2 separate regions of the Homo sapiens genome follow, and region 2 is linked to region 1. A link is an interaction called in ENCODE POLR2A ChIA-PET data of the cell type or tissue named here. Cell type or tissue: GM12878. All regions are shown on one strand. Each heading gives the region's core, and the rest is flanking DNA. Links, peaks and the distances in the headings are about the cores only.

Region 1 (8,000 bases), core at 1-8,000:
ATTCAAGACCAGCAGGGCAACATAGTGAGACACTGTCTCTAAAAAAAAAAAAGAGCAGGCGCGGTGGCTACGCCTGTAGTCCCAGCACTTTGGGAGGCCGAGGAGGGAGGATCATGAGGTCAAGAGATCGAGACCATTCCGGCCAACATGGTGAAACCCCATCTCTACTAAAAATACAAAAAAAAATTAGCTGGGCATGGTGGCCCGTGCCTGTGGACCCAGCTACTCAGGAGGCTGAGGCAGGAGAATCGCTTGAACCCAGGAGGTGGAGGTTGCAGTGGGCCGAGTTACACCACTGCACTCCAGTCTGGCGACAGAGCAAGACTCTGTCTAAAAAAAAAAGGCTGAGTGGTGCACAACTGTAGTCCCAGCTACTTGGGAGACCAAGATGGGAGGATTGCTTGAGCCTGGGAGGTTGAGGTTGCAGTGAGCCATAATTGCACCACTTCACTGTCTTCCAGCCTGGGCAAGAGCAAGATGTAGTCTCAAAAAAAAAAAAAAAAAAAAGATAAATATGTGAGGTAATGAATAAGTTAACTAACTTGATTTACGTATTTCACAGTATACACATATATCAAAACATCTTGTTTTACAGCATAAATATGTACACTTTTTTCCATTAAAATAAGGAACTAGGCCGAGCGCAGTGGCTCATGCCTGTAATCCCAGCACTTTGGGAGGCTGAGGTGGGTAGATCTAGATCACTTGAGCTCAGGAGTTTGAGACCAGACTGAGCAATAAAATAAGACCCCAATCTCTACAGAAAATACAAAAATTGTGGGGTGTGTGTGCACATGCCTGTAGTCCCCAGCTATTTCAGAGGCTGTGAGGTGGGAGGATTGCTTGAGCCTGGGAGTTTGAAGCTGCAGTGAGCCATGATCGTGCCCCTGCACTACAACCTGGGCAACAGAGTGAGACCTTGTCTCAAAAAAAAAAAAAAGTACATATAGTAACTAATATCTACATGTTTTGTATGCATGTAATACTCAAAGTGCAGAAGCAAGGTCTCACTATGTTTCCTGGGCTAGAGGAGTGCCTATGTGGCTGTTCACAGGCACAATCATTGCACACTACAGCCTTCAATTCCTGGGCTCAAGCCTTAGGTTCTCAAGTAGCCGGGACAACAGGTGTGCGGCACCATGCCTGGCTCAGGGATTTTCATAAATATTTCATATGTTGTGGTATACAAGTACCAGCTCACAAGAGCCAATGGTTAAAATATCAGGAATTCTATAAGCTAGTTGACTCATGTTGGTGGCTTGAAATCAGGTAGGAAATTGGTAAGTGCTACAAAGCTACAGAGCTTTCTTATTCCTAGGCTGGTTAAACATCTACCAGCACACCACTGGGTGTATCAGCTCATTTTACTCTCACAATGACTATAAAATGGATACCATTATTATTCCTATTTTACAGATGTGGGAATTGACAGAGTAGGGATTTTTTTTTTTTTTTTTTCAAGAAACAGGGTCTGGCCCTGTTGCCCAGGCTGGAGTGCAGTGGCATGATCGTAGCTCACTGCAACCTGAAACTACTCAAACTACTGGGCCCAACCAATCCTGTTCCCGAGTAGCTACAGGCACTACATTACCATACCCAGCTATTTACTTCTTGTTTTTTGTAGCAAGGGGAGTCTCCTTGTGTTGCCCAGGCTAGTCTCAAACTTCTGGCCTCAAGCAGTCCTTCCACCTTGGCCTCCTAAAGTGCTGAAATCACAGGCCTGTGCCCAGCCAGAGTAGGGATTTTTAATTGTAGCAGTCAGGTTCTTGAGTTCATGGTCATAAACTCTTTGCAATGTTGCTACTGATTGCTCCCAGAGAGGTGTTCTCTCCTTACAGTGTTTTCTACAAAACAGAATCTAGCCTCACAATTGAGTGTTGGGACGCACTTTTAGAAGTCATCTACTTGGGTCTTCACCAACACCAAACAATGTGGTCTACCCTGGACTAGAAAGAGCATGAATCTATGCTTCTAAATAACACTCAGTGTTTCAGGCTGGGCGTGGTGGCTCACGCCTATAATCTCAGCACTTTGGGAGGCTGAGGCGGGGGGATCACAAGGTCGGGAGTTTGAGACCAGCCTGGCCAGCATGGTGAAACCCCGTCTCTACTAAAAATACAAAAAAAAAGGGGCCAGGCACGGTGGCTCACGCCTGTAATCCCAGCACTTTGGGAGGCTGAGGCCAGTAAATCACGAGGTCAGGAGTTCAAGACCAGCCTGGCCAAGATGGTGAAACCCCGTCTACTAAAAATACAAAAAAATTAGCCAGGTGTGGTGGCGGGCACCTGTAATCCCAGCTAATCTGGAGGCTGAGGCAGAGAATTGCTTGAACCCGGCAGGTGGAGGTTGCAGTGAGCCAAGATCCTGCCACTGCACTCCAGCATGGGCGACAAAACAAGACGCTGCCTCAAAAATAATAATAATAATACATAAAAAAAATAAATAACACTGTTATTTATATCTCCCTGAGACTTGGATTCCTCCTCTAAGTATAAATAATTGGGATATGATTATATATTAAGTGCCTCTCACATGTAAAATCCTAGTTTAACCAAAGCCTATCCAATTCTGCTTCTTTGTCCTGGTATTTGGAGGTCCGGTATCTGCTCCATATGTAGCCCATAGCTCTACTAGTGACAAAGCATTAGTTCATGAGTAATTTTACTCTAGTTATTTCATACATGTACACATTTTTTAATAGAAATTATGTAAGTTTTATACTAATAACTTACCATGACTTTGCAAATTAGACTTCAAGCTTCTGCAGAAACTGGTTTTTTCACTGATACAGACCCAGCATCTAGCTCAAATTAAACATTTGTGGAATGAATTAAGGAAATTTTCTTCAATTCAATTCAACAATTCAACTTTGATTCAAATCAACAAGAATTAACACCATAGCTATAGGTTAAATATATTGCATAGAAAAGAAAAGAAAAGGAAAAACTGAAGACAGAGACCAATTTTGTTTGTTTGTTTGTTTTTTGAGACGGAGTCTCACCTTGTCGCCCAGCCTGGAGTGCAATGATGTGATCTCAACTCACTGCAACCTCCGCCTCCTGGGTTCAAGCAATTCTCCTGCATCAGCCTCCCAAGTAGCTGGGAATACAGCTGCCCGCCACCACACCCGGCTAATTTTTGTATTTTTAGTAGAGACGGGGTTTCACCATGTTGGCCAGGCTGGTCTCGAACTCCTGGCCTCAGGTGATCCACCCGCCTCGGCCTCCCAAAGTGCTGGGTTTACAGGCGTGAGCCAACACATCCAGCTAACAGAGATTACTTATATGATGTGGTGTGTGTGTGTGTAAAATACATATTTGCATATATACATATATATATGCATAGTATATCTGTGGAAGGAAACAGAAGGAATAGTAACATTGATTTCCATTAGTGATGAAAAGTGTGAATTCAATTTTAAGCCTACTCACAGTCTCTCCTTAAGAGAACAAGATGCCTACTTTCTAATCTTTTGGAGAAGGAACTGAGCTCCCTAGCTGGCTCACTGATGGGACTTGACAAGTGCTGAAAATATTATCTTTAGCTTGGTGAGTAGTGGGAGCATTTCTGCTATTCCCTCTTTCTAGTTAAATTCAGGGCCAAAATATATTCTTGGGATGGCTTAGAACCTTTCCTTTTCCTGTGTCCAGAGTCATTAATAGTCAAAAACTACTTATTGGAGAAAGTATACTGTGAGGATCCCTGTTAGGGGTGTATAAAATCAATGAAAGGCAAGTTGCCTGCTATCAAGTAGCTGGAATCCCCATGTTGGTGAGATAGAGGTGGGTTCCTCATCGTTTTTCTTTCGGGATTTCAAGAAGTGGTTCTCTTGTATTCTTATGCCACGTATAATAACAATTTATATCATTAAATGTTTTCCCATTATCAAAAGATGTTCATGCTTATTTTTAAAACAGAAATAAGAAGTAATACAGAGAAAAAGAAGAAAAGTCTTCCATTGTTTTACAACCCAAAAATAACCACCATTTTTGGGAGACATTTGTTTCCATTTTTACTTTTATAGTATTTTGTTGGTGTGTGTAGGAAGTAATCTGGGCGTTTTGCCCAGTTTGGTTTAATTTTTGTTTATTTGTGAAGTGTCTTAGATTGCATTACACTTATTAGATCATTACTGTTATTAGCTGTTCCTAATGATACATCATAATGTGATCTTATCAATCTAAAATTGAAGCAATAAAAAGTTCATTCCCTAGAGCAATTGCACATGTTGCCTCAATTATGAAGAAATGATACACACTGGAAATATAACTCTAACTTCAGTGAATTTAAAATTCTGGCCAAGTGAGGTGGCTCATGCCTATAATCCCAGCACTGTGAGAGGCTGAGGTGGGTGGATCCTTTGAGCCCAGGAGTTTGAGTCCAGCTTGGGCAACATAGTGAAACCCTGTTTCTACAAAAATTACTGAGGTGAGAGGGTCGCTTGAGCCTGGGAGGCAGAGGTTGCAGTGAGCTGAGATTGTGCCACTGCACTCCAGGCTGGGTGGCAGAGAGATACTCTGTTTCAAAAATAAATAAAATAAAATAAAATAAAATATAAAATTCCCTGGATGTGGTTCTTTAAGCATTTCTTCTCTGTGCACATTGCTTAAGTGTTAAATCAGACTGGGTTCCTTCATATCCCCCAATACATTGCAGCCTCTTCCACCTCCCCAATTTTGCTTATCTCTTCATCTTCCTGTCTCTACCTGTCAACATTCATCATCTTCAAGGACTGCCACCCATCTTCCCACAAGGGGGCTTTCCTTGTTACACTGATGTCAGTCACAAGACACCAGTGAATCTCTCATTTCCCCAAACCACTGAAGTATTACCCTCTGTACCATTCATGGGGTATGTATATTCTATTTCTTTTTTTAAATTGTGGTAAAAAAACATATAGAATTTATCAGCTTAACCATTTCTAAGTGTACAGTTCAGTAGTATTAGGTTTAATCACATTGTTCTGCAACTAATTTCTAGAAATTTTTCATCTTACAAAACTGAAACTGTGTACTCACTGAACAGCTCTCCATTTCCTCCTCATCCCAGCCCATGGTAACTACTGTTCTTTATATTTCTATGAATTTTTCTACATAGGTGACTCATATAAGTGGAATCATTCAGTATTTGTCTTTTTGTGATTGGTTTATTTTATATAGCCTGTTATATTTGTAGTCTACTTAGGTAGACTATAATTTACATAGTCTATGTTCCCAGAATCCTATTCTTTCTTTTAGGTTTCAGAATAGAAATAAAACCCATCTGTGACAAGTGCCTTTCAATTAAATCACTATATTTTTATAATCCCTTGCCTAACTTAATAACCTAATAGCTGCTAAATTTATCTTAAATTTAAATTAAAAAACAGAACCAGGGCTGGGCGCGGTGGCTCATGCCTGTAATCCCAGCAGTTTGGGAGGCCTAGACGGGCAGATTGCCTGAGCTCAGGAGTTTGAGACCAGCCTGGGCAACACGGTGAAACCCCATCTCTACTAATATACAAAAAATTAGCCAGACGTGGCAGCCTGCGCCTATATAGTCGCAGCTACTTGGGAGGCTGAGGCAGGAGAATTGCTTGAACCTGGGAGGTAGAGGTTGCTGTGAGCTGAGATTGCTCCACCGCACTCCAGCCTGGACAACAGAGCAAGACTCCGTCTCAAAAAAAAAAAAAAAAATAGAACCATAAAGTTTTAGAGAATTTAACAAATCAGTTCTCCAATATTACAGATGAGGAAATTGAGTCCAGAGAATCAGGTATACAGAAGCATGTGGCAGATCATTTTTCATTCCCCTTCACAATGGCAGATTTCAGACATCTGCCACTCAGGGAAGAGATTTTTTGTTAGAGAGGAATTTCCTTGCAATCACACTATTTCAGTAGGTGCTGCATGTGTGGTAAGGTTAATGCTCATTCTGCAAATCCTTTTTAGAGGTAACATTCGTGACTGTGTCATTTTTCTCCTAAACACTGGTTGGGGGGCTGTCATGTAGTGAGATTGCTGATGGCATCACTAGACCACTAGTCTTGGAGGAGCTCAGCTGAAGCTGGAGAGAAAAAGAATGGAAATGGAGAGAAAGAGAAATAGTGACAGTAATTCTCCCTTGAAGGAGCACAATTACATTGTTCTCATGACTGGTTTTGGTAGTGGTAAGTAGTGGTGGTGGTAGTGGTGGCTTTTTTTCAGAAAGTCCCTCTAGTGTTTTTAAGACCTTGGGCTCTGAAGTTGCATGGTTTGAGTTCAAATTTGGGCTCTGAATCTTGCTCAGTGTGTGACTTTGGCCTGGTTACTTCCTCTCTAACTATCAGTTTCATTGTCTATAAATTGGGGATAATATGTTTAGCATATTGCTATGGTGAGAATTTATGCATACAAAGTGCTGTGCACATAGTAAATAGTTCATATTCACAAACATTAGTTATTTTTCATAACTAAAAGAAAAATGCTAACACTCTATAATGCTTGATTTAATAACATATTAGACTATTGTATGTCCAGGAAATATGTAAGTTCTCTCTGTAAATCTGCTGCCTTTCATTGCAGCAAATCTTTGCATATACATGCACATAGAGCACATGGTTTGTATTTTATTTTTGTGAAATGTAAATATCCACCTATCCTCTATCTCAATTATCAGTTGCTGCATAACAACCATTCCAATGTTCAGGGCTTTAAAACAGTAGCTATCATTTATTTGCTCCCGATTCTGAGATTTGTGCAGGACTTGGCAGTTTGCTCCACATGGCATCAGCTGGAGCAGCTTGACTGGGGTTGGATGATCCACTTCCAAGGTGGCCTATTCACATGACTGGTACATTGGTGCTAGTTGGTGGAGTTTGATGGGAGAAGTGGTTCAGTTCTTGCTCAGCTGAGTTCCTCAGTTCTTGCTGCCAGCTGGGTTCTTAGTTCTCTTACATGTGGCCTCACCATATAGATGACTTGGGCTTCTTCCTGGCTTGGTAGTCGAAGGAGTTGGACTATGTATGTTAGGATTTTCTTCCATTTGTACAAAAGGAGGAAGCTCAAGGTTTCTTAAGACTTAGGCCTGGAACTGGCACAGGACAACTTTAGCTGTATTCTATTGGTTAAAATGTGTCAGATTCAAGAAGAGATGGCAGTAAAGGATGTAAATAGCAGGAGATTTGGTTCATCGGGGTACATCGATAGAACAAACTACCATACCATTCATCTAACATAAATATTTAGCAACCTTGATGTATAAGAGAATACTCATTTACTAATTCCACAATTATGTACTGAGGATCTGTCCTGTGCCCAGGTTTATAGTAGGCACTGTGGATACACAATTGAATAAGACATGAGGCCGGGTGCAGTGGCTAACACCTGTAATCCCAGCACTTTGGGAGGCCGAGGCGGGCAGATCACCTGAGGTCAGGAGTTCGAGACCAGCCTAGCCAACATGGCGAAGCCCCGTCTCTATTTAAAAAGTACAAAAATTAGCCAGGTGTGGTGGTGGGCACCTGCAATCCAAGCTACTCAGGAGACTGAGGCCAGAGAATCGCTTGAACCAGGGAGGCAGAGGTTGCAGTGAGCCAAGATTGTGCCACTGTACTCCAGCCTGGGCAACAAGAGTGAGAGTCTGTCTCAAAAAAAAAAAAAAAAAAAAAGACATGCAAGATCCTTGCCCAGGTGGAGTATACATCAGGTAATTAAGCAAGTGATTTCAGTAGTTCCTTACTTAACAGGTGCTGTGAGAGTAGTAAGGGCTGTATGCTGCAGGTAGCTAGCAGGAACCTTAACCTAGTCTGCAGGTTCAGGAGAGTTCTGAATTGTGAGTTAAAAACTACATTCTAGCTCTTCCTCTGGGCTGCCTACCGAGGTGGCAGCCATCTCCTCCTCAGCATCACGGCTGCCCTCAGACCCGTTGTGAAGCCCAAGATCATTAAAAAGAGAACCAAGAAGTTCATCCGGCACCAGTCAGACCCATATGTCAAAATGAAGCGTAACTGGTGGAAACCCAGAGGTATTGACAACAGGGTT
Region 2 (11,120 bases), core at 1,401-9,400, 49 kb before region 1:
ACGCCTGGCCCAGACAAGCCATGTTTCAAGAGCTCAATTGTTACATGAGCTAATGGATATGACATTGGACAGCACAGACTCAAACTTCTGCCTCAGTTTTCTTATCTGTTAAGTATGTATAATAATAGTATCTGTCAGCTGGGTGCAGTGGCGCACACCTGTAGTTCCAGCTACTGGGGAAGCTGAGGCAGGAGGATTGCTTCAACCCAGGGGTTCAAGGCTGCAGTGAGCTATGATCTATCATGTCACTGTATTCCAATCTGGATGACAGAGGGAGTCCCCATCTCTTAAAAAAAAATATGTGTATATATATAATAAATCAGTTAATTAAGAAAATGCTATCTGTCTCATATGATTGAGTTTGTTAATGGATACAACAAAGTGCTTACGACACACTCAGAATTTTAAAAGTAAAACGTTGTTGTCTGGGCATGGTGTCTCACGCTTGCAATCCCAGCACTTTGGGAGGCCAAGGTGGGTGGATCATCTGAGGTCAAAAGTTCGGGACCAGCCTGGCCCTGGCCAACATGGTGAAACCCCATCTCTACTGAAAATGCAAAACATTATCCGCAGTGGCACATGCCTGTAACCCCAGCTACTCGGGAGGCTGAGGCAGGAGAATTGCTTGAACCCTTGAGGCAGAGGTTGGAGCGAGGTGACATTGCACCACTGCACTCCAGCCTGGGCAACAGAACAAGACTCCATCTCAAAAAAATAATAAATAAAAATAAAAATAAAAAAATAAAAAGCAAAACGTTGTTAGTGGCTGGAGCAGCTCAGTGGTCAGAGGCTGGGAACCACCCCACATCATTTCCTTAGCTTGCTTCACACAGGAAGATAACCCAAGACCCTCTGTAAGAGTGACCTGATGGTCTAGGGAAGAGTTCGTTGCCACTCATAGTAGAGGAGATCTCATGACAGGAGGATGAGCAAAGCTGTAATCACAGGTGAGCAAAGATCACAGAGGGCACTGATAGCATACAATTGAAAAAGATCACAAGATTTGCCCAGTAAAACATTAATGATTTTGTTGAGATGGTTAGTGTTATCTCTTTAATGACTGATACATAACCCTATCTTATTTTAGCTCATTTCTGCAATAGAAAGTGCCAAATAAGCAACTGCTCTTAAATTACTATCTTAATCTATTTGCAAACAATTCAGTAAAAAAAGTGTTTTGGGGCCAGGCGCAGTGGCTCACACCTGTAATCCCAGCACTTTGGGAGGCCGAGTCTGGTGGATCACGAGGTCAGGAGTTGGAGACCATCCTGGCTAACATGGTGAAACCCTGTCTCTACTAAAAATACAAAAATTAGCTGGGCATGGTGGTGTGCGCCAGTAATCCCAGTTACTCGGGAGGCTGATGCAGGAGAATCACTTGAACCCGGGAGGTGGAGGTTACAGTGAGCTGAGATTGCGCCACTGTACTCCAGCCTGGGCGACACAGAGAGACTCCATCTCAAAAAAAAAGAAAGAAAAAAAGTGTTTTTATCTCAATTTTTCAGGTTAGGGATTCTATAGACGAAAATGAAGGGAAAATAGCTAAGTTACACAAAGGTCACCCAAATGGACAGAACAAAATTTTGGACCTGGGTTCATCTGATTCCCAAGCTCATGTTATTTTCATTTACTAAAAAGTACCATAGATTACGCCAGATATTTAAATCAAATAGAATTTAAAATGTGTCTTTTCACAATACCATATCTTATCACTATTTCCTATATAGGTGCATGTTCAAATATTAATTCCTCTTTTTGTGGATTTTATTTATTTATTATTATTTTTGAGACAAGGTCTTGCTTTGTCACCCAGGTTTGAATGCACTGGTATGATCATAGCTCACTGCAACCACAAACTCCCCTGTTCAAGAGATCCTCCTGCTTTAGCCTCTGGAGTAGCTAGGACTACAGGCGCACACCACCATGCCTGGCTAGTGTATTTTGTTTGTTTGTTTTTGTTTTTAATGTTTAGTAGAGATCATGTCTTGCTACATTGCCCAGGTTGGTCTTGAAATCCTGGGTTCAAGCGATTCTCGCACCTTGGTCTCCCAAAATGCTGGGATTACAGGCATGAGCCACTGTAAGGCCTAGCCTTTTGTGGACTCTAGTTTTTAAAATGGTACTACATTTTACATATTAATGCCACATTTGTCAAGAGCCCAAAGAATCAGGAAGTAAGGAATTATTCTGAGTAGGAAAAATAGTTGTCATAAAGTTCGGTGCCCTGGATTCAAGACTATTCTCTTTTAAAAAAAATTGTTTTTTCTTTAATCAACCCCCAAGTGTTTGGACAAGACCAATCTCATAAGAATCTTCAGGGCCTCATTCTGAATCTATTGGTTTGCATTTTGCATGAAGTTACAGCAGTTCTCATGATGTGGCTTCCAACCTTATAACAGATCAGAATGGTGTTAGAGGAAAATCAGCTGCTTCAGGTGGCATATCAATGACAATTAAGCAACAAGTGATTTCCTGTCAGCACGGAAGAAAACAAAAATTTTAAAGGAAAACTCAAGCCCTCCAAAGAACATTAGTAAAGTGTCATTTAGTAGGGCCAAATGGTCCTGGTGTTTTTAGAAGGCAGAGAGGTTCTAATACATCTTAGAAATGTTCCTACATACGGTCGGGTGCGCCTGAAATCCCAGCACTTTGGGAGGCCAACGCGGGCGGATCACGAAGTCAGGAGTTTGAGAACAGCCTGGCCAACATGGTGAAACCCCGTCTCTACTAAAAATACAAAAAAGTAGCCGGGCATGGTGGCGAGTGCCTGTAATCCCAGCTACTCAGGAGACTGAGGCAGGAGAATTGCTTGAACCCAGGAGGCAGAGATTGCAGTGAGCTGAGGTCCTGCTACTGCACTCCAGCCTGGCCTGGGTGGCAGAGTGAGACTCCATCTCAAAAAACAAACAAACAAAAAATCATTGTATGTAGGAACATTTCTCTCTTTCTTTCTTTCTTTTTTTGAGTCAGAGTTTCACACTGTCGCCCGGGCTGCAGTGCAATGGCATGATCTCGGCTCACTGCAACCTCCGCCTCCCGGGTTCAAGCAATTCTCCTGCCTCAGCCTCCCAAGTAGCTAGGATTATAGGCATGCACCACCACGTCCAGCTAATTTTTGTATTTGTAGTAGAGACGAGATTTTATCATGTTGGCTAAGCTGGTCTCCAACTCCTGACCTCAGGAAATCCGCCTGCCTCATCCTCCCAAAGTCCTGGGATTACAGGCATGAGCCACCACACCCCGCCTACAATAATTAATATAAAAATATCTTGGGCCAGGTGCGGTGGCTCATACCTGTAATCCCAGCACTTTGGGAGGCCAAGGCGGGTGGATCACCTGAGGTCAGGAGTTCAAGACCAGTCTGGCCAACATAGTGAAACCCTGTCTCTACTAAAAATACAAAAAAAAAAAAAATTAGCTGGGCATGGTGGTGGGTACCTGCAATCCCAGCTACTTGGGAGGCTAAGGCAGGAGAATTGCTTGAACCCGGGAGGCAGAGGTTGCAATGAGCTGAGATCACGCCATAGCATTCCAGCCTGGACAATGGAGCGAGAATCTGTCTCAAAAAATATATATATATAATATAAAAATATATATTTAAATATATAAAAATATATAGTTATATTTATATAATATATTTATATATTTAAATAGATAGTTTTATATATATTTATATATTATTTATATTATTTATATATTATATATTTATATATTATTTATATATTTATATAAATATGTATTTATAAATATTTATATAAATATATATATTTATAAGTATTTATATATATATTTATAAATATGTATATAAATATATATTTATAAAAATTTATAAATATATATTTATAAATATATATTTATATATATTTATATATATATATTTTTATATATTTTTATATATATTTATATAAAATATAAATATATATATTATATAAATATATAAATATATTTATATAATATATAAAATATGTATAAATGTATACATATAGGAGCTTGTAAGGAACCCTGTTAGCTACCATCAAAAGTCTCCATGCATCCATCCGTCCATCTATCCATCCATCCATCCATCATCCATTCACCCATTCATTACTGTATTTAAATGGAATGTGTATCTAGGGAGCTTATGTTCAAGTAGGGGGGAGACATGTAAATCATCACAGTAGAGTGACAGTATAGTACAATGCCTGACACATAGTAGGTACTCAAAAGTATTTATTGAGTAAGTGAAAGAATGCATAATATAGGTAAAATAAGAGCATAAAAGAGAGAAATTTTTAACATGGCAAAACCCTGTATCTACCAAAAAATTTAAAAATTAGCTGGCCTGGTGACATGCAACTATAGTCCCAGCTACTTGGGAAGCTGATGTGGGAGGATGTCTTTAGCCCAGGTGGTCTAGGCTGCAGTGAGCCGTTATCACATCACTGCGCCCCATTCTGGGTGACACAGCAAGACCTTGTCTTAAAAATAAACAAATAGTACGCCGGGCACGTTGGCTCATGCCTGTAATCCCAGCACTTTGGGAGGTCGAGGCAGGCGGATTACGAGGTCAGGAGATAGAGACCGTCCTGGCTAGCACAGTGAAACCCCGTCTCTACTAAAAATACAAAAAATTAGCCGGGCATGGCGGTGGGCGCCTGTAGTCCCAGCTGCTCGGGAGGCTGAGGCAGGAGAATGGCGTGAACCCGGGAGGCGGAGCTAGCAGTGAGCCGAGATCGTGCCACCGCATTCCACCCTGGGCAACTGAGTAAGACCAGTCTCAAAAAATAAAAATAAAAATAAAATAAATAAATAAATAGCTTGCTGCCACCAACATGGAGACTTTGTACCGTGTCCCATTCTTAGTGCTTAAATGTCCCAACCTGAAGCTGAAGAAGCCGCCCTGGCTGCACATACCATCGGCCATGACTGTGTATGCTCTGGTGACGGTATCTTACTTCCTCATCACTGGAGGAATAATTTATGTTGTTATTGTTGAACCTCCAAGTGTGGCTCTATGACTGATGAACATGGGTATCAGAGGCCAGTACCTTTCTTGGTCTACAGGGTAAATGGACAATATATTATGGAACGACTTGCATCCAGCTTCCTGTTTACCATGGGAGGTTTAAGTTTCATAATCCTGGACCCATTGAGTGCACCAAAGATCCCCAAACTCAATAGATTTCTTCTTCTAGTCATTGGATTTGTCTGTGTCCTATTAAATTTTTTCATGGCTGGAGTATTCATGAGAATGAAACTGCCGGGCTATCTGATGGGTTAGAGTGCCTTTGAGAAGAAATCAGTGGATACTGGATTTGCTCCTGTCAATGAAGTTTTAAAGACTGTACCAATCCTCTAATATGACATGTGGAAAAGAATGAAGAGCAGCAGTAAAAGAAATATCCAGTGATAAAAACAGGAAGCGTATTGAAGCTTGGACTAGAATTTCTTGGTATTAAAGAGACAATTTTATTACAGTATCTTTTTTTCCTGCTGTCCTATTGCTATACCAATTATGTTTAGTGGCATTTTCTTCTTAGTTTTTCATTTCTTACTCCATATCTACAACTATAATATCAAATAATTATTTTTTACAGCCCCCTTAACATTTTTTGGAGATGACATTTCTGATTTTCAGAAATTAACATAAAATTAAGAAGCAAGGTTCCATAAGCTGAGAACTCTGGACAGCTTATCAGCTTTACCTATGGTGCTTTGCCTTTAACTAGAGTGTGTGATGGTAGATTATTTCAGATATGTATGTAAGACTGTTTCCTGAACAATAGGATATATGAAAGGAGCAGAAATAAATCATCTTCCTAATTAAAAATAAATAAATAAGGCCAGGCACGGTGGCTCATGCCTGTAATCCCAGCACTTTGGGAGGCTGAGGCAGGCAGATCACGAGGTCAGGAGTTCGAGACCAGCCTGGCCAACATGATGAAACCCCGTCTCTACTAAAAATACAAAAATCAGCTGGGCATGGTGGTGGGCACCTGTAATCCCAGCTACTCAAGAGGCTGAGGCAGGAGAATCGCTTGAACCTGGGAGGCGGAGTTTGCAGTGAGCCAAGATCACGTCACTGCACTTCAGCCTGGGTGACAGAGCGAGACTGTCTCAAAAATAAATGAATGAATAAATGAATTAATTAATAATAAAATAAATAAAGTAGACTGGTGTGGGGTGGGGCTGGGGGTAGCAGAGCCCAGAAGAGGGATCTTGAGCTGTGTTTCATAAAAGTAAGGGAAGCATTTGAATAATAGGGAGCAAGATATTTGAAGGCAAAGTGGTGGTGAAGAGTAAGACATACTCAGGACCCTGTGTGTAGTGCTGGAATGGCTGGTCATGAGGCAGAAGCCACAAGCCAGGACCAGATTGTGAAGAACTTTGTGTATTAAACTGAAGAATTTGGATTTTATTGAATCCAGTGTATCCAATCCAAGCATTTACTGAATACTTGGAGTGGAAGGAGAGGTGCCACCTGGTTAGATTTTTGTTTTAGAAAGATCATTCTAGGATAGATCATAGGATCAGAGTCAGAAAGACCACTCAGGAAGTCCTAGTCCATCTTTAAAATGAGGGGGTAAGTGGGACCGGGAGGATGGTGAGAGTGTGAATAAAGATAGTGGCAAATGCAAAGACAGAGAAGGGAAGTACTACAAAAGAAGTTGGTATGAGGAGAATTCAATGACTGTTGTGGGGAAGATTGGAGGGAGAGAAGGAGATTAGGATAATCCCTAAAATTCTAGATTTCATGTGAAAACACAGAGAAGCAGCTGAAGTTGGTTTTGGACACACAGAGTTTGAAACGCTTAATGGGTCTGAATAGTTGACTTCTGGGGTATGTTTTATCCTCATCCTGGTCTTTTAGCTTTATTATTCTTCATATCTCCATTTGCATGGTTCAAAAAAAAAAAAAGAGCACAGAGAAGGAAAGAAACTTTATTTTTTATTTTTTAATTTTTTTTTGAGATGGAGTTTTGCTCTTGTTGCCCAGGCTGGAGTGCAGTGGGGTGATCTCGGCTCACCGCAACCTCCGCCTCCCGGGTTCAAGCGATTCTCCCACCTCAGCCTCCCGAGTAGCTGGGATTACAGGAATGTGCCACCACACCTGGCTAATTTTGTATTTTTAGTAGAGACGGGGTTTCTCCATGTTGGTGAGGCTGGTCTCGAACTCCCGACCTCAGGTGATCCGCTCGCCTGGGCCTCCCAAAGTGCTGGGATTACAGGTGTGAGCCACTGCGTCCAGCCGAAGGAAAGAAACTTTAAAGGACACAAACTAAAATGTTCCTTGCATGCTCAACTGAATAAAATATTGAGGTAATTATCTTAAAAGTTAACATATAAAGTACTTTTAGCAGAAACAGGAAAACAATTGTTTAGTTATGGGGTCTAGACATTGTTTTCTTTGTCACTGGAATAAATTACTCTCCATTTCTCTCCTGTTCTCTCTGATCTATTTTTGCAAAGTCACATTTATGTACCATCTGCAAACCAATGAAATTTGCTATTCAAATTTTCCTAGTTGGGTATAAATATTCTGCTCCCATTTACAGATCCTTAGATCATATTTTAATTTTAAAAATCATAAGGGGTCAAACACACATTTTCCCATCTAAAAACCTATGTCTAACATTATTTTCTCTCCTCATATTCCCTCCATGATCTCACCAAAAGCTAATACTTTGAAAGAAAGACATTCTATCATATGGCAAAATTCCTTTTTTTTTTTTTTTGAGACTGGGTCTTGCTCTGTCACCCAGGCTGAGATGCAGTGACACAGTCATAGGTCACTGCAGTCTTGAACTCTGGCATCAAGCCATGCTTCTGGCTTAGCCTCCTGAGAAGCTGGGATTACAAATGCAAGCCACTGCACTTAGGCCAGAATTTATATATATATATTTGTAGAATAATTTTATATTCTAGCTTCCTCTTTTAGAAAAGTGCTTCTTGGCCGGGTGCAGTGGTTCACACCTGTAATCCTAGCACTTTGGAGGCTGAGGCAGAAAGATCATTTGAAGGCCAGGCGCAGTGGCTCATGCCTGTAATCCCAGCACTTTGGGAGGCCAAGGCAGGTGGAGTTCAGGTCAGGAGTTCAAGACCAGCCTGATCAACATGATGAAACCCCGTCTTTACTAAAAATACAAAAATTAGCCGGGAATGGTGGCGCGCGCCTGTAATCCCAGCTACTCAGGAGGCTGAGGCAGGAGAATCTGTTGAACCCGGGAGGCAGAGGTTGCAGTGAGCCGAGATCACACCACTGCACTCCAACCTGGGTGATACAGTGAGACTCCTACTCAAAAGAAGAAAAAAAAAAGATCATTTGACCTCAGGAGTTCGAGACCAGACTTGGCAAGATGGTGAAACCCTGTCTCCACCAAAAATACAAAAAATTATCCGGGCGTGGTGGTACATGCCTGTGGTTCCATCTTCTTGGGAGGGTGAGGTGGGAGGATAGCTTGAGCCCAGGGGGTCGAGGCTATAGTGAGCCTAGATGTGCCATTGTACTCCAGCCTGGGTGACAAAGTGAGATCCTGCCTCAAAAAAATTAAAAAAAAAAAAAAAAAAAGGAAAAGTGCTTCTTGACAGAGTACTATCTCACATTTCCTGAAGCTTTTTACAAAGCTGTTTAAACAATTGTGAGGTTCGAAGTGTCCTGAATTTGCAGTTTTCCTCATCTGTCCTTTTCCTTCACAGTTTCCTAACTCCTCTGAATAGGCAATATCATCTTAATCCACTAAGATGAATTTGTCCTTCAAAAGGAAGTTGTTCTAAACACCAGAGCAAGTCCATAGAAGAGTACTTTACCCTTTTGACCTACTCAATTAGCTGGTTTTCACTTTGGCTCTTCATGTACCAAGCATGCTGCCCTGAGGAAATGGAAATTATCCCAGTGGAGAAGAAGGTCAGAAGCCTCTTCTAGAGGTTTCATTCAATCTAGGATTACTATTCTTGTTCCTTAAGGTCAACATAAATAGTGTTGACCAAATGATTAAAATACATACAAACACAGTGGTATTTCCTAACTTTATACATTTCCTATTCGAAAGACTGTCCTGGGCTTCACCCCGGGGCCATATTCACGTGAAGTTACCATTACACTCCTGAATGCAAAAGTAGGCCCATATTAATTTCAATGCAATCTTTGACTCTTACAGTCACTTGTATTTAGTTTCTTTCTTTTTTTTTTTAGATGGAGTTTCGCTGTTGTTGCCCAGGCTGGAGTGCAATGGCGCCATCCTGGCTCACCGTAACCTCCACCTCCCAGGTTCAAGCGATTCTCCTGCCTCAGCCTCCTGAGTAGCTGGGATTATAGGCATGTGCCACCACGCCCGGCTAATTTTTTGTATTTTTAGTAGAGACAGATTTTCTCCATGTTGGTCAGGCTGGTCTCGAACTCCTGACCTCAGGTAATCTGCCCGCCTCGGTCTCACAAAGTGCTAGGATTACAGGTGTGAGCCACCGTGTCCAGCCTGTATTTAGTTTCTTAAAATATATTGTTATAGAAGATGCTGTGGCCGGGAGCGGTGGCTCACGCCTGTAATCCCAGCACTTTGGGAGGCTGAGGCAGGCGGATCATGAGGTCAGGAGATCGAGACCATCCTGGCTAACATGGTGAAACCCTGTCTCTACTAAAAATACAAAAAATACGCCGGACATGGTGGCACGCGCATGTAGTCCCAGCTACTCGGGAGGCTGAGGCCAGAGAATCGCTTGAACCCAGGAGGCGGAGAATGCAGTGAGCTGAGATTGTGCCACTGCACTCCAGCCTGGGCGACAGAGCGAGACTTTGTCTAAAAAAAAAAAAAAAAAAGAAGCTGGGCGCGGTGGCTCATGCCTGTAATCCCAGCGCTTTGGGAGGCTGAGGCAGGCAGATCACCTGAGGTCGGGAGTTCGAGACCAGCCTGACCAACATGGAGAAACCCCATCTCTACTAAAAATACAAAATTAGCCAGGCATGGTGGCACATGCCTGTAATCCCAGCTACTAGGGAGGCTGAGGCAGGAGAATTGCTTGAGCCTGGGAGGCAGAGACTGCAGTGAGCTGAGGTCATGCCATTGCACTCCAGCCTGGGCAACAAGAGTGAAACTCCGTCTCAAAAAAAAAAAAAAAGAAAAGAAAAAGAAGATGCTGTGGTGTCTGAGGTTAACACAGTAGCTGGGACAATAGGCCTGTCTAAATTAGAATCTTCATACCAGACACCACAGCATCTTCTATCACAATAAGGAGAATCCTTGAGACTAGGAGGGCTGCAGTGTGCTATACCAATCACTTGTCTGCACTAAGTTCAGAATCAACATGGTGACTTCCTGAGGGCAGGGGACAACCAGGTTACCTTGGTAGGGGTGAACAGGCCCAGGTTGGAAAGAAAGTAGGTCAAAACTTTCCCGCTGATGAGTAGTGCAATTGTGCCTGTGAATAGCCATTGCACTCAGCTTGGGCAACATAGCAAGACCTGTTTATTAAAGGAAAAAAAATTCTAATTTATACTACTCTACAATAAAAAGGAATGAACCACTGATGCATGCAACAACTAGAATGAATCTCCAGGGAATTTTGCTGAACAAAAAAAGCCAATCTCAGATGGCTACATATTCTATGATTCCATTTATATAACATTTTCGAGATATTACTTTGATAATTTAAAAATTTATTTTAAGGGCCATGTGTGGTGGCTCATGCCTGTAATCCTAGCACTTTGGGAGGCCGAGGCAGGTGGATCACGAGGTCAGGAGTTCAAGACCAGCCTGGCCAAGATGGTGAAACCCCGTCTCTACTAAAAACACAAAAATTAGCCAGGCGTGGTGGCAGGCTCCTGTAATCCCAGCCACTCAGGAGGCTGAGGCAGGGAATTGCTTGAACCCGGAAGGCAGAGGTTGCAGTGAGCTGAGATCATGCCACTGCACTCCAGTCTGGGCGATACAGCAAGACTCTGTCTCAAAAAAAAAAAAGCACATATATTAATATTCATAAATGCATGGAATATTATCGGAAGAATCATAAGAAACTGGTAATAACAGAAACCTTGGGAAATTTGGTGACAAAACAGTAGAGGGTCAGGAGACTCACTTTTTACTGTATTCCTTTCTGTATCTTTTGAATTTAGTACCATGTTAATTATCTACTTAAAAATAAATACA

The links. Peaks named below come from ENCODE experiments on the same cell type or tissue, not always from the same donor. Only the 100,000 strongest peaks of a DNase experiment are listed, where the experiment ranks them.
Region 2: POLR2A ChIA-PET joins it to region 1 with 5 read pairs; 5 of 35 experiments call an interaction of 5 or more read pairs at or near these places.

The regions. Positions count from the first base shown.
Region 1 is chr4:112,730,807-112,738,806 of GRCh38, forward strand. It overlaps a transcript of ANK2 not described here and the pseudogene RPL32P13. Among named protein-coding and RNA genes, the nearest start is that of MIR302CHG, 85 kb to the left of the region's middle. RefSeq lists an enhancer at 7,329-8,000. In GM12878, for the core only: no CTCF peak of the experiment used is centred there; DNase peaks (open chromatin) are centred at 4,765 and 6,235; H3K4me3 peaks cover 329 bases; H3K27ac peaks cover 1,803 bases.
Region 2 is chr4:112,680,244-112,691,363 of GRCh38, forward strand. It overlaps the pseudogene OSTCP4. Among named protein-coding and RNA genes, the nearest start is that of MIR302CHG, 36 kb to the left of the region's middle. RefSeq lists a silencer at 3,102-3,263. In GM12878, for the core only: no CTCF peak of the experiment used is centred there; no DNase peak of the experiment used is centred there.